Linked DNA regions of Homo sapiens: region 2 is linked to region 1. A link is a loop called in an ENCODE intact Hi-C map of the cell type or tissue named here. Cell type or tissue: OCI-LY7. All regions are shown on one strand. Each heading gives the region's core, and the rest is flanking DNA. Links, peaks and the distances in the headings are about the cores only. Region 1 overlaps SPOCK1 (SPARC (osteonectin), cwcv and kazal like domains proteoglycan 1). Region 2 overlaps SMAD5 (SMAD family member 5).

What was found. Peaks named below come from ENCODE experiments on the same cell type or tissue, not always from the same donor. Only the 100,000 strongest peaks of a DNase experiment are listed, where the experiment ranks them.
Region 2: a loop joins it to region 1, with 4 times the contacts of the local background. A loop is called at or near these places in 1 of 110 quality-filtered maps.

The regions. Positions count from the first base shown.
Region 1 is chr5:137,069,764-137,080,591 of GRCh38, forward strand. The region is part of intron 5 of SPOCK1 (SPARC (osteonectin), cwcv and kazal like domains proteoglycan 1); the gene reads right to left. Among named protein-coding and RNA genes, the nearest start is that of CTB-1I21.1, 340 kb to the left of the region's middle. In OCI-LY7, for the core only: CTCF peaks have their summits at 5,621 (motif pointing right) and 5,829; DNase peaks (open chromatin) are centred at 2,698, 3,068, 5,598, 7,068 and 2 weaker places; H3K4me3 peaks cover 3,738 bases; H3K27ac peaks cover 7,954 bases.
Region 2 is chr5:136,157,719-136,168,546 of GRCh38, forward strand. SMAD5 (SMAD family member 5) reads left to right here. Exons shown (of 8, transcript NM_005903.7): 4 at 3,138-3,389; 5 at 5,554-5,673. Among named protein-coding and RNA genes, the nearest start is that of SMAD5-AS1, 28 kb to the left of the region's middle. In OCI-LY7, for the core only: a CTCF peak has its summit at 5,711 (motif pointing right); DNase peaks (open chromatin) are centred at 1,993, 4,053, 6,203, 6,703 and 1 weaker place; H3K4me3 peaks cover 7,894 bases; H3K27ac peaks cover 8,000 bases.

The sequences.
Region 1 (10,828 bases), core at 1,038-9,037:
GTGGTTCTCTGGCTTATTAAAAGAATCCTTAAAGCTAATTTAGGGGAACAAATATATTTTTATGTGTCCATTTGTTTCATAAAGTCAAAATTATTACCTTTGTTTATCATAAAGCCTTATCATGCTATTGCTGTTACTGCCCGATTGTATCTGTGATAGACTGTGAGACTCCCCCTCTCCAACCCATTCTCTTCTCTCTCTGAGAGAGGAATCCACACTTCTGCTCCAGGCCCCATGTCTTGCAGCAGCACCTCCCTGTAGGAGGGTCAACTTTCCCACCAGGTCTAGCCACATGCTCACTCCAACCAGTGGTGGTTAGTAGGAGGGATGCAAGCCAGGTTTGAGCAGACATGTCAAGAATCACTGGTTTCATCACCTCTGTTGCTCTTCTCTACCATGAAAATGATGTGCCAGATAAGGGCTGTTCCCTTCTGCCCAGGACCCAGAAGGCAGAGAACATGGAACAGAGCTGAAGTGTTCTGAACAGAGCCACAGCTAACGCACAATGTGAACACGGAAATAGGGTTTATCATAATAAGCCAATGATGTTTGGGGATTATTTGTTATTACAGCATAACTTAGCAAAAGCTGACCAACAGAATGACTTCCTTCCTGCTAGACCATGAAGGCCTTAACAGCAAGAAAAGGTTTTAGTTAGTGTTTTATCCCTGGCATGATATGACATACACAGAGCCCTGGCATAGAGTAGGTGTTCAATAAACAGCTGCTGAATGACAAAGGCAGAAAGAAGGGAGCCACAATTCACTTTGCTGCTCTGGACCTCTGTTCCAGTCCCTGGGTGCTTACCAATCTGCCTGCACAAGGAAGGAAGTGCTGGAGCTCAGTACTCACCACATTCATCCTAAACCATCCTTTACCCATGTCTACTCCCTGAGACGCCTCTTTGAGCTCCACATTGAGTACTCTGCCCCTCAGCCTGCCTGCTCACCCCAGCCTATCATTGGAGTATGAGCCTCTCTGGGTGGCCTTGCCATGACTGTGGGCCCTGTGGACTGTAATTCCTGGAATCCACTTTCTCGGCTGGCCTGCAGCATCCCCTCTCCTGTCCAGCCCTGGTGGCCATCTCTGCAGGCAGCTCAGTCTCCTCCCTAGCTACAGAAAGACACCACCAGAGAAAACAGTACTTATCTCTTATCTGTATCAGTGAAAATCCAAGTTCAAGGGCACAGATCTGTTTTTTTACCTTTCAGGACAATATGTGGCATTTCATATATGTAGCTCAAAAGGCCAATTTCTTTTTTTTTTTTTTTTTTAAAGAGACAGGGTCTCACTCTGTCACCCTGGCTAGAGTGCAGTGGCATAATCATAGCTCACTGCAGTCTTGAACTCCTGAGCTCAAGCAATTCTCCTGCCTCAGCCTCATGAGTAGCTGGGACTACAGACATGTTTTGTAGAGATAGGGTCTCACTACATTGCCCAGGCTGGTCTCAAACTCCTGGGCTCAAGCCATCCTCCCACCCCAGCCTCCCGAAATGCTAGAATTACAGGCAAGAGCCATCATATCCAGCCATAATTCCATTTTTTATAAAGCTTAAAACAGGCTATTTAGAGATACAGATACATGTGGTAAAAGCTCCTTTAAAAACTGGCAGGGGAGGGGACCATGACAAATACCAGGAAGATAGGGGTCACCTCCCCAGGGAAGGCAGCAGGACTGGTCAGACAGGAGCCCAAGGGAAGCGTCACAAACATTGATGATGTTTTATTTTATAAAGTAAGCATTAGATTCTGAGGCTTTTGTTCTGTTACTAAGCTTGACAACTTCTATAAATAATATATACATTTTTATGTATCAAAGACTTTATGATAAAATATAAAACAATGTTTATAGGCTCCTATGGAGGTGACAACGAAGCTAGAACCACACCTCCCAGAAAACTCCATGAGCAAGTGCGGGTAGAGCCCTCCAGGAAGGGTTGAGAGTGTGAAGCTCTGCTCCTGAGCCCACGGCCTCCCACAGATGTTCTCTTCCCACAACACTTCTCTAATTCTCACCCTTGAAGTTACCCTCCCAATCACTTTCCCTCATCCTCCCTCCTCCCTTCTCCCAGGTTCTTTCTAGGGAAGAACAGATACAGAAGCCAAAACCTGATCACCATTCCAGCTTTACACTAAGGACTCTATGTAAAGACTATAAATCTCTGTTGTTGAAGCACCCAGTTAGTGGCGCTTTGTTACAGTAGCACTAACAAATTAATATTCTTTCCATCCAGATTTTTTAAAAAGAGAGAGACTCTAAGGAATGAAGACACTTTGTCTTAGGTTTATAAAGCACAGATCTTTGTGCCAAGATGGCTCAGCTCTGCTGGAAAGAAACAAAACAAAAACTATGAAACAGCAGCCTCAGGATATGAGCAGTTGGACCTAAAGAACTTGGCCAAGTTGTATCAGTTGTGACGCATGCCCAGAAAAGAGGAAATATTAAAAATTCAAACCTTTATATTGATTTTATGATGAAGCAGTCAAATAAATAATTAACTCTAACTCTCTAAAGGAGGAGAGTTGAGAAACTAGGAAATAAGTTAAGGACTTTTAAACATTATACTAGAACCCATACTCATACACAACATATTATTATAAATACAAACCCCTGGGGATTCTAGACCCTCGACCTGCTAAAACAGAGATGCCTGCCTGCCCTTATCACTGCAGACAGAAAAAGAAGCAAGAGCCAATGACGACATGAACAGGCAGATACACTCAAAATGTTGACCTACTTAAAAATAAATGTGCTAGCAGATTTCCCAACCAATCTTTCCTTCCATTTTGCATAACACTCTAATACATTGGTTGGAATGAGTGAATATTTTCCGTAAATGGTCAGTAAATCTTTCTCTTTTATGATTTGTAAAGCACAGCTAACAACCTCTTTCTGGTTCATTGCTCACACAGGTCTCAACCGAGTACATTTCTCTACCACACCACACTCTGCTTTGCCTCTCATGCTTTGGGTATTATTTTTAACATTTTATTCAAATTGCTTTCTCCACTGTATTTCATCAACCTATCATCCATTTTTTAAGCCAGACTGTTGACAGTTCACAGTTGACAATTTTGTTCACAGTTGATGAATTCTGATTTGTTTTTATTCACCCAAAATCATGTCACAGTAGGTGGAGGGGAGCAATCCTGAGGCTTTGCCGGCTTTAATAATTGGGCAGGAAGTGAGCGGCTGCTGACTGCACCAGTCAGATGCCAACATGCTGTTCCTGGCTGACGGGAGAATAACCACCCATTTCTGCACAGAGCTTGAGTGGCTCAGTGTTCATCTGGAAGAAGCTATGCACAGAAACAAGGGAAGGTCTTTGGTCTCATTTAGAACCTTATTGAACATCCATAAATACATGTGTTCCTTTCTGCATTTAACACATATTCACTGAGCATCTACTATGGGCCAGACCCTGGTCTAGGTGTAGAACCAATGGGACAAAGGCCTGTTTCCATGAAGTTCACATGGCAGGCATTGATGGGAGTCAGGGAATTAAGCAAGAGAGAGAAAGAGACAGAGAATAAAGGAGAGGGAATGATGTATGGTGTGATCAGTAAATCTTCTGGAAAGATGACATCTGAGCAGAGAACAGAATAAAGTGAGTCATGCAGCTCTCTGGGGAAGGAGGGTCAAGGAAAAAGGAAGCACAAAGGCCCAGGGTAGAAGATTTTGACTACACTTGAGAAACAGTGAGGAAGCTAGAGAGGGATGAGGAGAGCGGGAAGGACCATCTTAGTGGAACCGATGGTTGGCCTGTGTGTGACCCACGGCACAGTCTTTTATTCTCCCTCTCTCCCTCTGTGTGGTACACACACATTTCTATGAGTTAAGGCTTCCAAATAAGTCAGAGCCTTAAACTTCTTGAAGACCAAGCTGTTAAAAATGTAAAAGAGGAAAATGCTTTTTTTTTTTACAAGAGAATAGCAGCTACAAAATTTAAAAGAAAGGCTAGAGTTAGAAAGTCACCATTTTGAAACTCCTCATGTAATTAATTGAGTCAGAAAAGGACCATTTAATATTTGCTAAAAATTTTGGGTGAAAGTTATTAGAGAATGAAACATTCACACAGTCTTAAAATGTCTCCTTATAGTGTTATTATTACACAAAGAAGAAAATGCACACTTTCAATAAAACAAACGGCAGTCACCCCTTAACAAAGGGACCAAGGGTCCAAGCTAATACCACTGGCGGCGGGACAGGCTGGCATGTGCCTCCTAATATGCAACAAAAGAAAATACACAGTAGCACCTGTGAGGCACTGTATTAAAAAGGTTGAACCCGACTCTATGCATTAGGAAACAGACAAATCCAAAATTGAGGACATTTTATAACAGTCTGAACTCTAAAAGCAAACCAAACAAACCTGGGGCAGGTGGATTATCATACTAGAGTAATCATTTCTAATTAAAATAAATTAAAAATCGGAAACAAATGAAATGAGTGAAAGTTAACAGAACCTTGACTAATAATTATTATACAAAACACATTATTATACAAACATTTGGGGAAGAATTTCTGTGATGTTAATGTGAACTATATGCTAGGTGATATTATGGAATGTTCTTACAGGCATAATACCTACTAAGGTTAAGGTGGTTATATAAGAGAACACCCCTTTTCTTAGGGGTGAGGTGTCACAATGCTGCAAATTACTTCTAACTAGTTCAGGGGAAAGTACGTATGTATATACAGAAAGCAAGAGTACACAAATGTGCCAAAATACTAACGACTGCCAAATCTTTTTGTTTTGTTTGTGTTTTGAGACTGAGTTTCGCTCTTATTGCCCAGGCTGGAGTGCAGTGACATGATTTCAGCTCACTGCAACCTCCGCCTCCCAGGTTCAAGCAATTCTCCTGCCTCAGCCTCCCTAGTAGCTGGGATTACAGGCACCTGCCACCATGCCCTGCTAATTTTTGTATTTTGTTGTTGTTGTTGTTGTTGTTGTTGTTGAGATGGAGTCTCGCTCTGTCACCCAGGCTGGAGTGCAGTGGCGCAAACTCGGCTCACTGCAAGCTCCACCTCCCAGGTTCAGGCCATTCTCCTTTCTCAGCCTCCCGAGTAGCTGGGACTACAGGCACCCGCCACCACGCCCGACTAATTTTTGTATTTTTAGTAGAGACGGGGTTTCACCGTGTTAGCCAGGATGGTCTCGATCTCCTGACCTCGTGATCAGCCCACCTCGGCCTCCCAAAGTGCTGGGATTACAGGCGTGAGTCACCGCGCCCGACCTAATTTTTGTATTTTTAGTACAGACCGGGTTTCACCATGTTGGCCAGGCTGTTTTCGAACTCCTGACCTCAATAGATCTGCCCGCCTCATCCTCCCAAAGTGCTGGGATTACAGGTGTGAGCCACTGCAACAACTGTCAAATCTTAATGACGGGTATACAGCATTCATTGCATTATTCTTTAAATGCTCTGTACATTGAATAATTATTAAACTAATAGCCAGGGGAAGAAAATTTAACTTGCTTTGCCCAGTGGTGCTAGGAGAACTCTTCCCAGAAACCACTCCTCTTTTCCCTCCCTAAGCTCCTCCCTCCCCAGTGGCTTGCCACTCTCAGGTGTTGCAGTTACTGTCCCTCCTGCAGCTCCCGCTAGAGGGCGGCTCTCGGGGCAGGGACTGGATCCTATTTCCTGCTGTATCCAGGCTGGCTTACACCTGGTAAAGAGCTGACCTTCAGTAAGGATTTGTTAAAGGGCCAAGTGATCCAGGTTTTCCAGAAGCACAAAATTCTCTTGATTGATATCAGCAATTAGCTTTGCTCATTTTCTTACCTTGTTTATCTTGTCAGTGATTTAGCACACCCTTTTCTAGTGAGTGAGGAGGTAAGTTTCAGTCCAGTTCATGTACAGATTGTCACAGGCTTGGTTTTAGAGGCAAGGCTGAATAGTTTCTCTAAACTGTGTGACGAAACCAGTGGAGAGTCTTGCTGTCCTCCAGGCAATGCAACCAAGAGTGGCCGGCACCGTGGAGAGGAGTGCAGCCCTGACCTGCACGTGCAGGCCCACCCCCAGCAGGCTCCTGGCCCCTGCTTTAAGCTCCCAAACTGCACACAAGGGGAACTGCCTTGGCTCACCTCCACTGTTCTCACTTCTGGACATTTTCCCTGTTATCTCCTCTGCCTGGGATTTTGTTAGGACTGGACACTATTTTGACATTTTAAATTTCTGTGGGATTTTTTACTTAACTGGGATTTCGGAGAATAGTGCAGATGAGGAAGGACTTGAAGTTCCTGGGCCTGTCATCCTCTCTAGGAGATGGCTGGCCCCATGGAGGGAGGACAACCTGCTGTACATCAGAGAGGTGGGACCATGCACAGCCTCACCATGCAAGGCCTGGATGCAGCAGAGAGCCCAGACCCGAAGGGCTCTCAGTGAAGGCCCACAGTTGGGCCAGCTGCAGCCCTCCCCTCTTCCGAACGGGGCTCCAGTGCCTTTCCTCCAGGAAAGCTTTTCTGAGGCTCCTGCCTCTGTGCCCCAGGACAATTCTCTCATTGCACTCACCACTGGACAGTGCTTATCTGTTTACATATCTACTTCTTGAAGGAAATAGTATCTTTGACTAGAGCCTAGCATATCACAAGTACAGGTGCTCCTGAACTTACTATGGGGTTACATTTCAATAAACCCATCTTAAGGTAAAAATAATCAGAGATTGAAAGTGCATTTAATATGTCTAACCAACAAACATCATAGCTTAGCCTAGCCTACCTTCAGTGTACTCAGAACACTCACATTAGTCTACAGTGGGGCAAAATTATCTAAGATAAAGCCTATTTAATAATAAAAAGTAGGATATCTCATGTAATTTATTGAATACTGGACTGAAAGTAAAAAAAAAAAAAAAAAAAAAGAATGGTTGACGGGTAGCCAAAGTACAGTTTCTAGTAAATTCATATCTCCTTTGCACCATCTTAAAGTCATACCATTTTCAGTTGAACCATTGTAAGTCAGGGACCATCTGTGTCTTATACATTTTTTGTTTATTTATGGGATATATCTTATGTAACCCTATGTGAGAGCAGGTGTTAATACATTCATTCTATAGATTAAGAGCAGGTGTTAATACATTCATTCTATAGATGAAGAAACTGAAACTAGAGAAAGCAAATAACTGCCTCGGGGACACAAGGTGAGTAAGTAGCAGATTTAAAATTTTTTTTTTTGAGACAGAGTCTCGCTCTGTTGCCCAGGCTGGAGTGCAGTGGCATGATCTCAGCTCACTGCAAGCTCCGCCTCCTGGGTTCATGCCATTCTCCTGCCTCACCCTCCTAAGTAGCTGGGACTACAGGCGCCCACCACCACGCCTGGCTAATTTTTTTGTATTTTTAGTAGAGACGGGGTTTCACCGTGTTAGCCAGGATGGTCTCGATCTCCTGACCTCGTGATCCACCCGCCTCGTCCTCCCAAAGTGCTGGGATTACAGGCGTGAGCCACCGCGCCCGGCCCCCGCAGATTTAATTTTTAATTCAACCCCTTCACTTCTCCCTAGTCCAGTGCTATGTGTAATGACTCACAGACTTCTACAACAGTGAGGGGTTTGGCAAAGCCTTTACAGGAATCCTAGGAGGACAGAGAGGAGACAGAAATTATGCCAGAGCTCGGGAAAGGGAGAGAGAACAGGAGGTGCCCTGCTGGCGGCTGTGTGGTGCTGACCGGCAGGGAAGAAATGGAGTCAGCCAAATACAACCCTTGCTTGTCAACTGTGACTTGTCACTAGTGATAGTGATGTTAGTCAAAGCCACTTTAACATGTTGCAATTAGCTAAGCCAACTTACAGAAGTGAAGCTGATCAGCTCACAGACCTGAATCAGGTGATGTGGCCACCTTCTGTGTTCCAGAAGCTGACAGCAGCCAGACTTAGCCTCTCCTGGAGGCATAAAGGCCTGCAGCTATTCCTAGCTAACAGATTAACTGTGAAGTGTGATCATCAGAGCTCTCCCAAGCAGTCCAGAGCGGCCCAGCCAGGGCCTCAGAAGACAGTTCTGTTCATAGGATCTGGTCTCCGAACTTGACTCCCACCTGATGCAAGCTCCTAGAGAGAGCTGTCCATGCTCATACACCCTAGGGCCACATATAAGCTGTACCTTGAAAGTGGACAGGAAGAGGTTGCTGAAATAAATTCATCATCTTCCCAGAAACTCTAGGAAGTTGGAGACTATCACTTTCATTTTACAGATGAGAAGGAAAAGGGTAAGAAAGGAAAGAACACAAATAAGAATGAAAGAAGGAGAGAGCAAGAAAAGAAAGCTGTAGAGGAGGCATGGCAGAGGAGAGGAGGGAAGAAAAGAGAGAAGAAATACAAGGAGGAGAACAGAGGAGATGCTTCAAGTATAGAAAAAAGCACAAAACATCCCAGAGAGACTTGGGAGATGCAAGAGGCAATGTGGGAGCAGAGACCTCGTTCACATGTCTCTCGCCCAGCCTGGATATGTGGGCTCAGGCAGCGCTAGGAGAAAGGAAGAGGATGTTCTGAGGTGCTGGCACCTGCTTAAAATTAAAATGTCTCTGCAGCTATAAATGCCCTCGAGATGCCTGTCTCTCCAGCTGTCCTGGTTTCCTTGCAGGGGACCCAGCCCACACTAAGCCTCCTCTCCATGCTGCCTGTTCCCCACTGGCTCGGGCAGTTTACTCCACAGACAGAATTCACCGGAGGTGGAGGGCAAGTTGAGGTGGCACCTGATTCTATCATGACTCACACCTCTCCAGCTGTGATGGTGGGTAGGGAGAAACTCTCTGCCCAGGATCTGTCTGCATCTCTCATTACAAACCTAGTAGGGAATCTGACACCCAGGGCGCCACTGCTTACTGGGGTTAAAGGCAGGTCAATTTACATAACCTGTCCAAGTCTTCATTTCCTCCTCACTAAAGATAATCCCTACTTCCTGCAGCCATCCTGGAAGTAGAAAGGATAACTAATGATCTCTAGATCTCTAGTGCCTGGCAGCATTCCTGGCACATGGTAGACAATTAATCTTTGCTCCTTCCTCCATACCCCAAAGCCCACATTCATTCTCTTCTTCCTCCAATAGCTTCTCCATGCCGGACTGATCTCTGTAAAATGCAAATGTGTTTGTGACACCCTACCCCAGCTTACAACCATTCCTTGTATCCTGCTATCCTCAGACAAAAAGTAAAGACTTTTAGCCCAGCAGAAAAGGTCCCCAGAGATCTGTACCCCACATATCTCTCCACTCACATCTCTTATGTCTCTCCAAACACATGCTTACTGTGACCCAGCTTGCAGACCACGCTTACTCCCCCTCGGTCTCCTCGGCCATGTCCCTTGAGGCTTCCTCTTGGATGCTTTGCTTTGTCTACAGCTCCCCCAGGAGCCTGCAGTAGGCATCCCTAGGTACTTCTAGCACCTGCCCACCTCTAACACTCTGTCTCTTGCCCTGTACTTCAATGACAGCTTTCTTGCCTGTCTCTCTTATGAGTTCCATGAGGACTAGGTTTTAATTCACTTGGTTAGCCCCAGTGCCTGGAAAAGAATCTAAAAAAGAGTATGTACTAAATAAATGTTGGACAGCTATATAGATGCATGGGCAGGAGGATGGAGGGACAGCCCCACCCATCTAACCACCTGCTGAACAATCGACACAGCTCTGTTGTCATCTCCAATGCACTTGGCCAAATGAAGTCATCTCTATCCATCTCCAGGCTTTGATACTCCTTAGGTCCATGAATGGTATCTGGACTGTCACAGTCCAACAGATGGAAAGCTTTGACTGTCTCTCCTACCATCCCATCTGATTCCCCCCCCCCCCGACTTAGTGAAATGTCGTACCAAAGATCCCAAACTAACATTTTGCTCTCAAGCCCTGATCAAAACTCAAGTCCTCCCTTTTGATGCTGGTCACCATCTGGTACTGATGCTGCTTCTTCAACAACACTGCTCTGACTCTTCAACAACATGCAACAATTCCTTAATAGCTGTCTTCTTCCTCCTCCCCGTCCCTGCTTCACTCTGATGTTGCCTCATCTGAATACCTCTTTCTTTTCCCATCCCAAACCTTCCCCACCCAGGCGTGTCCTCCTCTGGACATGACCCTGACCACTCCTACTCCTGCAGACCCCCCTTAGCTCCAGTGACATTTCCAGCCCACCCCACTCAACAACACACCGTCCCATGCCTGCTCTTCTGGTTTCCTCTTACCCTCTAATATTTTATAATTTAGCTGCTAGACTTCAGGATATTTGTGTCATATGTCTATGTATTCTTCATAATACAGATACGAGCACTAAGTATATTTCTATTCTTCACAGTGCTGGTAGAAATGGCTTCTAATTCTTCATAATGTATACAAGGTTTAATATAACTAATCATGAACCTGGCATTGTGCTAAAAGTTTTACCTATATTTTCTCCTTTAATTTTCACCCCAGCCCCTATATGATAAAAATGATAACAACATACATCTTACACATGAAGAAATGGAGGCTCACAGATGTCGTTTGGCCAATGAAAGCCAGCTCTAACCTTGCGAAGCCTGAGTCCAAATCCAGGCTATCTGATTCTAAAGTCTGTGCTCTTAAGAGGTTAATTATGTGGTCTCAAGTCAAAATGTTTTCTGATGTTTGCTCAGGTCACATGTTTTCACAGTGTTCAGGGCTGTGCTGACAATGGTCTTCTCTGTCAGTTCATGGTACCTGCAGGAACCATTATCTTCCAAACAAAGCCAAGTCACACAAATGGTAAGGAATTCTCTGAGAACTGTACCAAGGTAGTGCACACTCAGAGTTACAGTGTCCCTCCCGGATGTCTCTATAGAACCCCTGCCATGATCTCACTGAAACAAGGGCTCCACCAGGGG
Region 2 (10,828 bases), core at 1,237-9,236, 910 kb before region 1:
TGAGAGCAATGGGGAGTGGCTGGAAATACAGATGAAGCTTCGCTCACTCTCTCTCACCATCACCTCCTGCTGTATGGCCTGGTTCATAAGAGAGCATGAACTGGGGGGGTTAGGGACCCCTGATCTAATAGACAGTATTGTCTATTGATTAAGACTGTGGGTTCTGGAGCCAGGCTTTCTGGATTTGAATCCTGGTTTTACCAAATACTACCTCAAGCCTTAACCTTTCTGAGATTTAGTTTCCTCATTGTAAAATGGTAATAATACTACCTACCTAATAGGTTGTTATGAGCATTAGATGAGTTGGTGCCTTAAAAAGTACTTGTTAAAACATTAAGTGGCCTGGAATCAGTTTCAAATTAAATATCAATTCTAATAGAATAATATATTCTGGAAATAGAGCATTGAGGAAGATGGCAGAGAGAAAATTTTCCAAGAAATAATATCAAACACTTCCCCAAACTGAAAATTGAAAGGGCTCAGTGACCAAGTAATCAGAACAAAGGATAAAAAAAGCCCCACATGAAATTTTTGTATATCATAGATTAAAAAAAAGATTCTGAAAACTTTCCAGAAAAGAAAGACAGGAAACATATAAAGGACTAGAAATCAGAATACTGGATTTCTCAATGCAGTTCTGGATTCTAGAAGAAAGTAAAGTAGTGCTGTCAAAATTCAGAAGGAAATGTTATCTGCCTGCCGACAAGCAAAAAAAATAAATTTTTATACATGCAGGAAGTCAAGAAAATTCAACTTTTTACTTTCTCTTAGGACACTAATAGAGGATGAGGTCCAGGAAATGTGATCCAGCAGTAGAGAAGGGAAGTCCAAGGACTTCAGACTTGTAGGAGACTTGAGCAGTAACCAATATAGGTTGGAACCAAAAGTTGGAAGATCTGGGCCTGGCACGGTGGCTCACGCCTGTAATCCCAGCACTTTGGGAGGCCGAGGTGGGCAGATCACGAGGTCAGGAGATCGAGACAATCCTGGCTAATACGGTGAAACCCCGTCTCTACTAAAAATACAAAAAATTAGCCAGGCGTGGTGGTCAGCGCCTGTAGTCTCAGCTACTCGGGAGGCTGAGGCAGGAGAATGGCGTGAACCCGGGAGGTGGAGCTTGCAGTGAGCCGAGATGGCGCCAGTGCACTCCAGCCTGGGCGACAGAGCGAGACTCCATCTCAAAAAAAAAAAGATGGAAGATCCAAGGGAAAACGTAGAGTGAATAAATTATTTGATTATTTGTTGTATCCAAGAAATAGTAATGATAGGCGTTTAACAGATCTGTTGGAATTCTGGAAATATTAGTGGAATGTACTTAAAATTAAACAAATGAAGAAACAAGGCAATGGTTAACTTTAGTAAAAACATTGTTCAAGAAAAAGTAGACTCATAGTACACTTGATTCAGCAATGAATTACATGTATGTATATATGAATACTGGATATTGATTTAAGCAAAATGTTATATTTAACTCTATTTTGGGGATGGGAGTGGGATAGAATAATAAAAGAATGCTGCCTCATTTGCCCTAAGAGCAAGTCTACAAATAATATCTTGACTAATAATAGCAATATAAGCATATTATTTAGCAGTACACAAAGTAAATGTTATAAGAGATGGCTAAGAGTTTAAATTTGTTTTCTATAGAAACAGTATATGGGAGGGGGCTAGGAATTGCAGTTTTTGTTATAATCTCTAATAGCATGTCTTTTTTTAAACTGTCCACATATTAACATTATTTTGGATGATATAAAATAATTTTTTAAAAATCGTGCATAGATAATGTACAAGTGAAAGAGAAGCCAGTGATTTTAGCATACCTCTAAAGAAAAAAAAAAGCAAATTCTTACTGAACTGAATTCCTGAGTAGTTATTTCACTAAGTCTCTCAGATTGCTAGCCTGCTAAATGTAGAAATTCTTGCTGCCTAATGCCCTTCTCTCCAATGGCAGCTGCCTCTTGTTCTGCGAGGGGAATAGCAGTTGTTAACACACAGTAGAACAAAACGATTGTAGTCAGATGTTAACCACATATTTAGTATACTAATGCAGTAGAATGAAATGAAACAATAGACAAAAATAGCACAAATACTGACTTAACAGAAACACTGGATTGTTGTGTACATCCCTACTTCAGGGAGGTGAAGTGTGACTTAGGTAGCTTAAAAACAAACTCATTTTGTTGATGCTGAATGATATCAGAATTAAGTTGAGATTTTTCTAAGTGAAACTACATTGACAGATACAGGACAATTGTTAATGAGATGAGTTGTAAATGTTTGAAGAATCAGGTTTGTTTCAGTTTCCTGCATGGAAAGGTAATCAGATATTTGAATGTGATTGGTCACTTGGGTCTTTAGAGAAAGCGAATATTTGAATAAAGTTTATCTCTTAAAAATGTATCTGTTAAAAATGTTTAGACTTTGTTGTGTATATTTTCATTATGGTCATATTTAGAAGACTGATTTTGATTGGAAGGCTTTTACCTAGAGAATATTACCATATTCAATATGGAAAACCGTACTGAACAACGTAAAACATGAGATCTTTCAAACTAAGAAAGATCAAAGTGTTCATAATTGGAAATGTGGAAGTTTTTAGGGCATTCACATAACAGATTCCAACTTCACTCTGTAGTCTTAACTCCTTGTTCAGTGCGTAGGCCAACTGATTTTCTCATCTCCTCTGCCACCCTCCCCTTCTACCTCTTCCCAGCCCTAGTACTCCCATGTGAAATCCTCCTGTATCTTTAAGGTTCAGTCAGGTATGTTTTTTTCTTACAGTATTTTGTTTGATTCTCTGCTAGCTGGGAGCGCTCACCTCTGTTTAACTCCTATTGTGTTAAATTCTCTGTTTTATGGTTGTTTTTTAATATCCTTTATCTCATAGAACAGGAGTGGTATCTTTCTCTGGATTTTCTGTCTTCCAGGGTACCTTATGCAGGCTAAATGCTTACAGAGTTTTGGATTCAGTTTTTATGTAAATAGAGATTCAGGGCTCTATAAAACAGCCCTTTCTAAAAGTAAATTGTTTTAATAGGTTTACAGTCTTACATGAATCCTTTCTACCAACCCCTTAGTGTGGATGGGGCATTTGTTTAGTCATTCCTGACAAATGACTTTTGATTTTTGTTTTTCAGTCTTACCTCCAGTATTAGTGCCTCGTCATAATGAATTCAATCCACAACACAGCCTTCTGGTTCAGTTTAGGAACCTGAGCCACAATGAACCACACATGCCACAAAATGCCACGTTTCCAGATTCTTTCCACCAGCCCAACAACACTCCTTTTCCCTTATCTCCAAACAGCCCTTATCCCCCTTCTCCTGCTAGCAGCACATATCCCAACTCCCCAGCAAGTTCTGGACCAGGAAGTCCATTTCAGCTCCCAGGTAAGACTTTATTTTATTGATACCAAAAAAAAAAAAATTCCTAAGAATCACAGTTGTTCTTACTGTGGGCCCTCTGGGTGAACTGTTACATGCCAAGGTATAATAGCTGTTTCTGACTCTTTATTCTTTAGGTAATTGTTTGATTTCCAGAAGAGTTTAGATTTTATTTTGCCAATTACCGTATGTTTAAAAAATGGAAGTAGCCCTATTTGACTTAAATATTTTCTTCTATTTTATGACACTCAGTACCATTTATTGTCTTTTATATAACTGATACTGTGATGAAAGCTATGGCATTCAATTTAATCTTCAGAATGACTATGTGAGATAGATATTCCTGTTTTACAGATGGAAAAAGAAATTCTAAAGTAAATTTTAAACTTTTAAGTACCTTACCTAGGGTAGGGCTAAGAACTAGAGGTTCAGACCCAGGTTTGTCTAACTCTAAAGTCTGTGATCTTTCACCTTTACTGTGTGGCTTTTCAAATTATTTAAGACTTTAGAAGTTAAAATGAATCCTGGTTATCTTTAGTTAGATAACTGATGAACTGATTTCACTGGAGAAAGATAAGTAGATTTTGTAAAGTTCTAAATTTTGTTAATGGCATGTCATATATGGACATGTCAGTATGTCACTGTCAAGAAATATTTGAACACCTGCTGTTGTCAGGCAGAGTCATATATAAGTACAGTAAGTCCTCACTTGATGTCATTGATAACGTCTTGGAAACTGACTTTAACTGAAACAGCATATTACAAAGCCAGTTTTATCATAGGCTAGTTGATATAAACAAGAGTTAAGTTCTTGTGGTATATTTCTGGTCACAAAAATATCACTAAATTTATAAATAAAGACCCAAGACTCTTCTAATATTAAACATTGAAATAAATGTGAGCTGTGCATATCTTTAAGAAAGATCAATAAAAACAAGACTGTTATTTACTTAATTATTCTAATTCATGGTCATGGGTAGCCAGAGCACATTCCAGCAACTCAGGGCACAAGGTGGAAACCAATCCTGAATGGGACGTGATTAAATCACAGAGTGCACTCACACACACCCCGGCACTCACACTGGGACTGTTTAGACATGCATGCCAGTTCATCTGATGTGCACATCTTTGGGATGTGAGAGGAAACTCGGGTAACCAGAGAAAACTCAAACAAACATGGGGAGAATGTTCAGACTCACACAGACGTGGCCCTGGCTGGGAATGGATTTTTTTTCTCATCAGCATCATAACAAAATGATGCTGAACAAAACACCATTGAACAAAACATTATTCAAGGACCTACAGTATATTCTTTGTGATTTCTCTACTGCAGCAAAATATCAATTGGTATAGTTTTTTCTTTTGAAGAGAAATTAAGTGCCAGCTGTTTAACTTGCTATTAGGAATTTGCTCAAAAACAAATTTTCATAGTTTGTCTTAGATTCAGTGCTAATTGTAGTTCTGTCTCAAAATACATCCTGTACAAAACATTGGGATGAAAGACAAATTCGGTTCTTATTTATAATTACTGAGACAAAAAAGTATAGCTGTAGCTTTTGCAAAATTTTCAACTATGAGTGTTGAAACTCAAAGATTTTCTAGTTAACATTTAGTTTCCTAAGTGAATTACCTAACCATTTAATAGGACACAACAGCCATATTTGGATGTTGCACAAGCGTTAGACAATTGCTGTTAGTGTTGATGGCAAATTTTGAAGGGACATAGTTTTACTTTCCAGTTTTAAATGACAGTATACAGTATGTGCTGATCTTAATAATTTAAAAGTGTCTCTGTAGTAGATATATACCCAAATGAGGAAAATCTGTACTTCAGATTGATATGTAATAGCTGTAGTTTCTCTGAACACATAAAAATAAAGGCAAAATTCTTGACCTTGAATTCTGTTTCAGTGAATTTTAGGACTGATCCTTGTATCCTGGATTACCAGGGATCTGGGCTAAATAAATGTGGATTTGTAGTAGGTTTTCAATTGCCATTAGGTGTGCTGTCTGTTCTCCTTTTCCCTTGCCCTAGGATAGTATCCTACATTTTTTTGTGTGTGATGTTCAGTAATGAAGCTTGCTGGTAATCTTAAGAATTTTCTAAAGCTTTTAGAGTAATAATTTTGAGCAGAATGAAGATTTTAATTATTATTTTTTTTCCTCTTAGCTGATACGCCTCCTCCTGCCTATATGCCACCTGATGATCAGATGGGTCAAGATAATTCCCAGCCTATGGATACAAGCAATAATATGATTCCTCAGATTATGCCCAGTATATCCAGCAGGGGTAAGAGAAGTACTCACTTCATTTATTTTATAGTAGTAGTTGTTTTTAACTTATTGGCTACTTTTTTAAAAACAGCTTTATTGAGGTATAATTTATATGCTATAAAATTTTTTTGTTTTAAGTGTATGATTCAAAGATTTTGGTAAATACACCAAGTTTTGCACCACAGTCTAGGTTTAGAATATTTCCCTAACTCTTTAAAAAGGTTTCTCTGCGTATTTGCAGTCTATCCTCACTCCTATCCTCAGCTCCACATACCCTCTAATCTGTTTTCTGTACCTGTAGATTTTATCTTTTCTGAACATTTTATATAATTGGAATCATGTAATAATGTAGTCTTCTTTCACTTAGCATGTTTTTTCAAGGTTCATCCGTGTTGTAGCATGTATCAATAGTTTGTTCCTTTTTATTGCTTAACAGTACTCCTTTATATAAATATATCACATTTATTCACCAGTCAGTGGGCATTTGAATTGTTTCCGTATTTTGATTATTATAAACATTTGCAGCTGGGCTCAGTGGCTCACGCCTGTAATCGTAGCACTTTGGGAGGCCAAGGCGGGTGGATCCCTTGAGATCTGGAGTTCAAAACCCCAGCCTGGCCAATATGGTGAAACCCCGTCTCTACTAAAAATACAATAAAAATAAAAAATTACCTGGGTGTGGTGGCAGATGCCTGTAATCCCAGCTACTCTGGAGGCTGAGACAGGAGAATCACTTGAACCCAGGAGGCTGAGGTTGCAGTGAGCTGAGAGTGGAGTGCCACTGCACTCCAGTCTGAGCAACAGAGCGAGGCTCCATCTCAAAAAAACAAACAAAAATCGCATGTAAGTCTTTTTGTGGATATTGTTTTATTTCTCTTGGATAGATATCTAGGAGTGCAATTGCTGAATAACATGGTAAGTTTAACTACTTAAGAAAACTATAAAACTTCTCTGAAGCGGCAGTACCATTTTACATTCTCACCAGCAAAGTATGAGGGTTCTATTTTCTCTGCATCCTCCTAACACCTGTTATTGTCTGGCTTTTTAATTATAGCCATTCTAGTGGGTGTAAAGTGCTTATTGTGGTTTTAATTTGCATTTCTCTAATGAGCAATGATGAGCATTTTTTAAATGTACTTGTTGGCCATTTATATATCTTCTTTGATGTGTTTATTTTAAATCTTTTGCCCATTGGGTTGTCTTACTGAGTTGTAAGAATTTTTTGTATATTCTGGATATGAATCCTTTATCAGATATATGATTTGCAAATATTTTCTCTCAGTCTGTGGATTTCTTTTCATTTTCTTAATGACGTCTTTTTGAGGGTAATAGCTTTAAATTTTGATGAAATCCATTTTGTCAGTTTTTTCATTTCTAGATTATGCTTTTGGTGTTGAATTCAAGAAATTTTTGTCTATCCCAAGGTCATGAAAATATTATTTTATGTTTTATTTTAGAAGTTCTATAGTTTTAGCTCTTATATTAGGTCAGTGGTTCCTTTTGAGTTAAGTTTGTATGTGGTATATGGTAAATGTCTACATTAAGTTTTTTGCATATAGAAATCCAGTTGGCTTTGCCATTTGTTGAAAAGAGTATCATTTCTTTGTTGAATTAACATCTTTGTCAGAAATCAATTGACTGTAAATGCCAGGGTTTATTTCAGGACTCTGTTGGCTTACATATCTATACCTCATAGTCTTGATTGCTAAAGCTTTCCTATAAAGGTTTTTCCCCCTATTTTTTTGTTGTTTTGTTTTATTTTTAATTTTTAAATTATTTATTTATTTTAGAGACAGAGTCTTGCTCTGTCATGTCCAGACTGGAGTGCAGTGGCGTGATCATAGCTCACTGGAGCCTCAGACTCCTGGGCTGAAGTGCTCCTCCACCTTAGCATCCTGAGTAGCTGGGACTACAGGCATGCATCACCATGCTTGGCCAATTTTTTTGTTGTTGTTGAGATGGAGTCTTACAGTGTTGCCCAGGCTGGCCCTGTTTTTTTTTGTTTGTTTGTTTGTTTTTTTATGGCAAACTATATATAACATAAATTTTACCATCTTAACTATTTTTAAGTGTACAGTTCAGTGGCATTAAATCCATTTATAATGTTGTGTGACCATCACCACCATCCATTTCTATAGCTCTTTTCACCTTGTAGTATTGAAACTATACCTGTTAAATAAAAATTTCCTATTCTCCTTTTCCCCCAGCCCTTGGCAACCACCACTCTGCTTTCTAATCTCTATGATTTTGACCACTCTAAGTACTTCATATAAATGGAATCATACAATTTTTTTTTTTTTTTTTTTTTTTTTTTTTTTTTTTTTGTGACTGGCTTATTTTTCCTCAGGGCACATCCATATTGTAGCAATGTCAGAATTTCATTTCTTTTTAAGGTTGAGTAATATTCCGTTGTATGTATATACCAAATTTTGTTTATCTATTCATCCATTGATAGACACTTGGATTGCTTTCACTTTTTTGGCTATTGTGAATAATACTACTGTGGACATGGGCGTACACATATCTCTTCGAGATCCTGCTTTCATTTCTTTTGAGTATATACCAGAAGTACAATTACTGGATTACATGGTAATTATATTTATACTTTTTTGAGGAACAGCCATACTGTTTTCCACAGTGGATGTACCATTTTATATTCTCAGCAACAGTGCACACGGATTCCATATTCTTCACATCCTCACCAGCACTTGTTTTCTATTTTTTAGATATTGACCATTTTAATGGGTATGAAGAGATATCTCACTGTGGGTTGTTCTGTATTTTTTTTATCTTTTTTTTTTTTTGGATAATTGACAAATGAAAAATTGTATATCTTTATGGTGTCATTGTGGCTTTAATGCCACTTTGGTTTGAGACCTTAACCTCCTTAGTTTGTCCCAAGTTTAGAAATATGTACTGCTATTTTATACGTTTCTTAAAACAATGTGTTTTTATGTGTTTTCTATGTTTGTGATAATACTGAATGTGTGTTATATTGAGTGCTCTGTATTCCTAAGAGCAGTTAAATTTCCAGACCCCTAATAGTTTTGTTAATGTTTCTATAATGTCTAGAATTTATCAAGAAATCTCATTATATTAATTTGCCTATAATTTAAAATCTACCTTCATTTACCATAAAAATGGAACATGAATTTCTGGATTTGAATTCCTGTTTCTCTACTTATTTGCTTTGCAATGTAGGTAGTTTTTAAATCTCTAAGCCTGAGATTCCCCATTTACAAAATAGGGATGATATGCTGGAATTATTAATATGTTGATTAAATTAGACAATACATGTAATGATTTTAGCACACAACATTAGGCCGTACACAATAAATAGTATTATTTTTCTCCTTTTAAAAATATGGACTGTATTTACTCCACTTTATTCTCCTTTTGAAAATATGGACTGTATTTACTCCACTTAACCTCCTTTTCTTTTCTCCTGATTTTCCAGAGATCATAGTGCCATTTAATAGTGTTATATGTTAGATGTCCATTGGAATGTAATTTGTCTCAACCAAACAACTGAGCCCCTTTAGAGGAACTTGATACTCACATTTTCTCACCTTTGTAGATACCTTTTTCACTAGAATTTCTTCTCATTTCAGTCAGATTATGTGTATTTTCTCCTTTCTTTTTGCCAAAAAAGTGACAAAAAGAAAATCAAAGTTAAACGGCAGTGCCTGGAACCACCTGTTAGCAACAATACGTCTTCTGCCTTGAGCAGAGGCAGTGCTTTTCTGGTTCCTCTTTTCCTTTTAACCAAAATTGCCTTTTTAGTTTCGCCTAGCATTTTTTTTTTTCTATAACCTTCTGCTCGTTCTTAGCTCTAATCTTCCTGATGTTACTCTTATAACTTCATGCAACTCATTTGTACCTGTCTTTAGGAATGGGCCTCTACATGTATAAACTTTGTATAAACTTTAAAATCTGAGCTCTTAAGACTTCTTTGGGCTTACAGTGGTTTATTTTCCTCTCTTCCTTCTCATCTGCATTCTTTGCCATTGAATACTCAGAATTGATTTATTTTCCTCTCTTTCTTCTCATCTGAATTCTTTGCCATATAAAACTCAGAATTGAGTTTTAAAAGTTAAACTATTCTATTAAAAAAATAGTTGGCTGGGCGCAGTGGCTCACTCCTGTAATCCCAGCACTTTGGGAGGCCGAGGCAGGCAGATCATCTGAGGCTCAGGAGTTTGAGACCAGCCTGGCCAACATAGTGAAATCCCATCTCTACTAAAATACAAAAATTAGCCGGGCTTGCTGGTGGGTGCTTGTAATCCCACCTGCTCGGGAGGCTGAGGCTGGAGAATCACTTGAACCTGGGAGGTGGAGGTTGCAGTGAGCCGAGATCATGCTACTGTGCTCAATCATGGATGACAGAGCGAGATTCCATCTCAAAAAAAAAAAAAAAAAAGTTAACCAATTATTTTAAATTGCCTACATAGACCATGTGATTACTCTTACATTTTCCTTGGTGTTATTTTATTCCTGCCCCTTTTTTTTTGAGACGGAATCTCGCTCTGCCACCCGGGATTGAATACAGCGGCACAATTCGCTCACAGTTCTCCTGCCTCAGCCTCCGACTAGCTGGGATTATCATACGCATGTGCCACCACACCCGGCTAATTTTTGTATTTTTAATAGAGACGGAGTTTCACCATGTTGGCCAGGTTGGTCTTGAACTCCTGACCTCACATGATCTGCCCACCTTGGCCTCCCAAAGTGCTGGGATTACCGGTGTGAGCCACCGCACCCAGCCATATTCCTGCCTTTTTTGAAAGAGAATTGAGGGTCTGTGATTTCTTTGCTTGATTTCAGCTCCAGGAAGGGTGCTGGGATGTAGAGCTTCCATGTATCTCTTCTACCCTTTGTGTCTATTATGAGTTACTGACTTTTATATTAATGAGTTTGGCCAGTATTTTATATTGTGTATAAACCTTTTTCTGTAGGCAGTTCTGGCATGTAAAATTTAAACATATACCTCTATTTACCCAAAGATAATGTTCATTTAGTTGTTTTGTTTTTTTGTTTTTCTTTATAAATAGACTGCATTTTTTAGTTCAGTTTTTGGTTCACAGCAAAATTAAGTGGAAGGTACAGAAAGTTCTCACATACTCTCTTCTCCCACACAGGCACAGCCTCCTCCATTATCAGCATCTCTCACC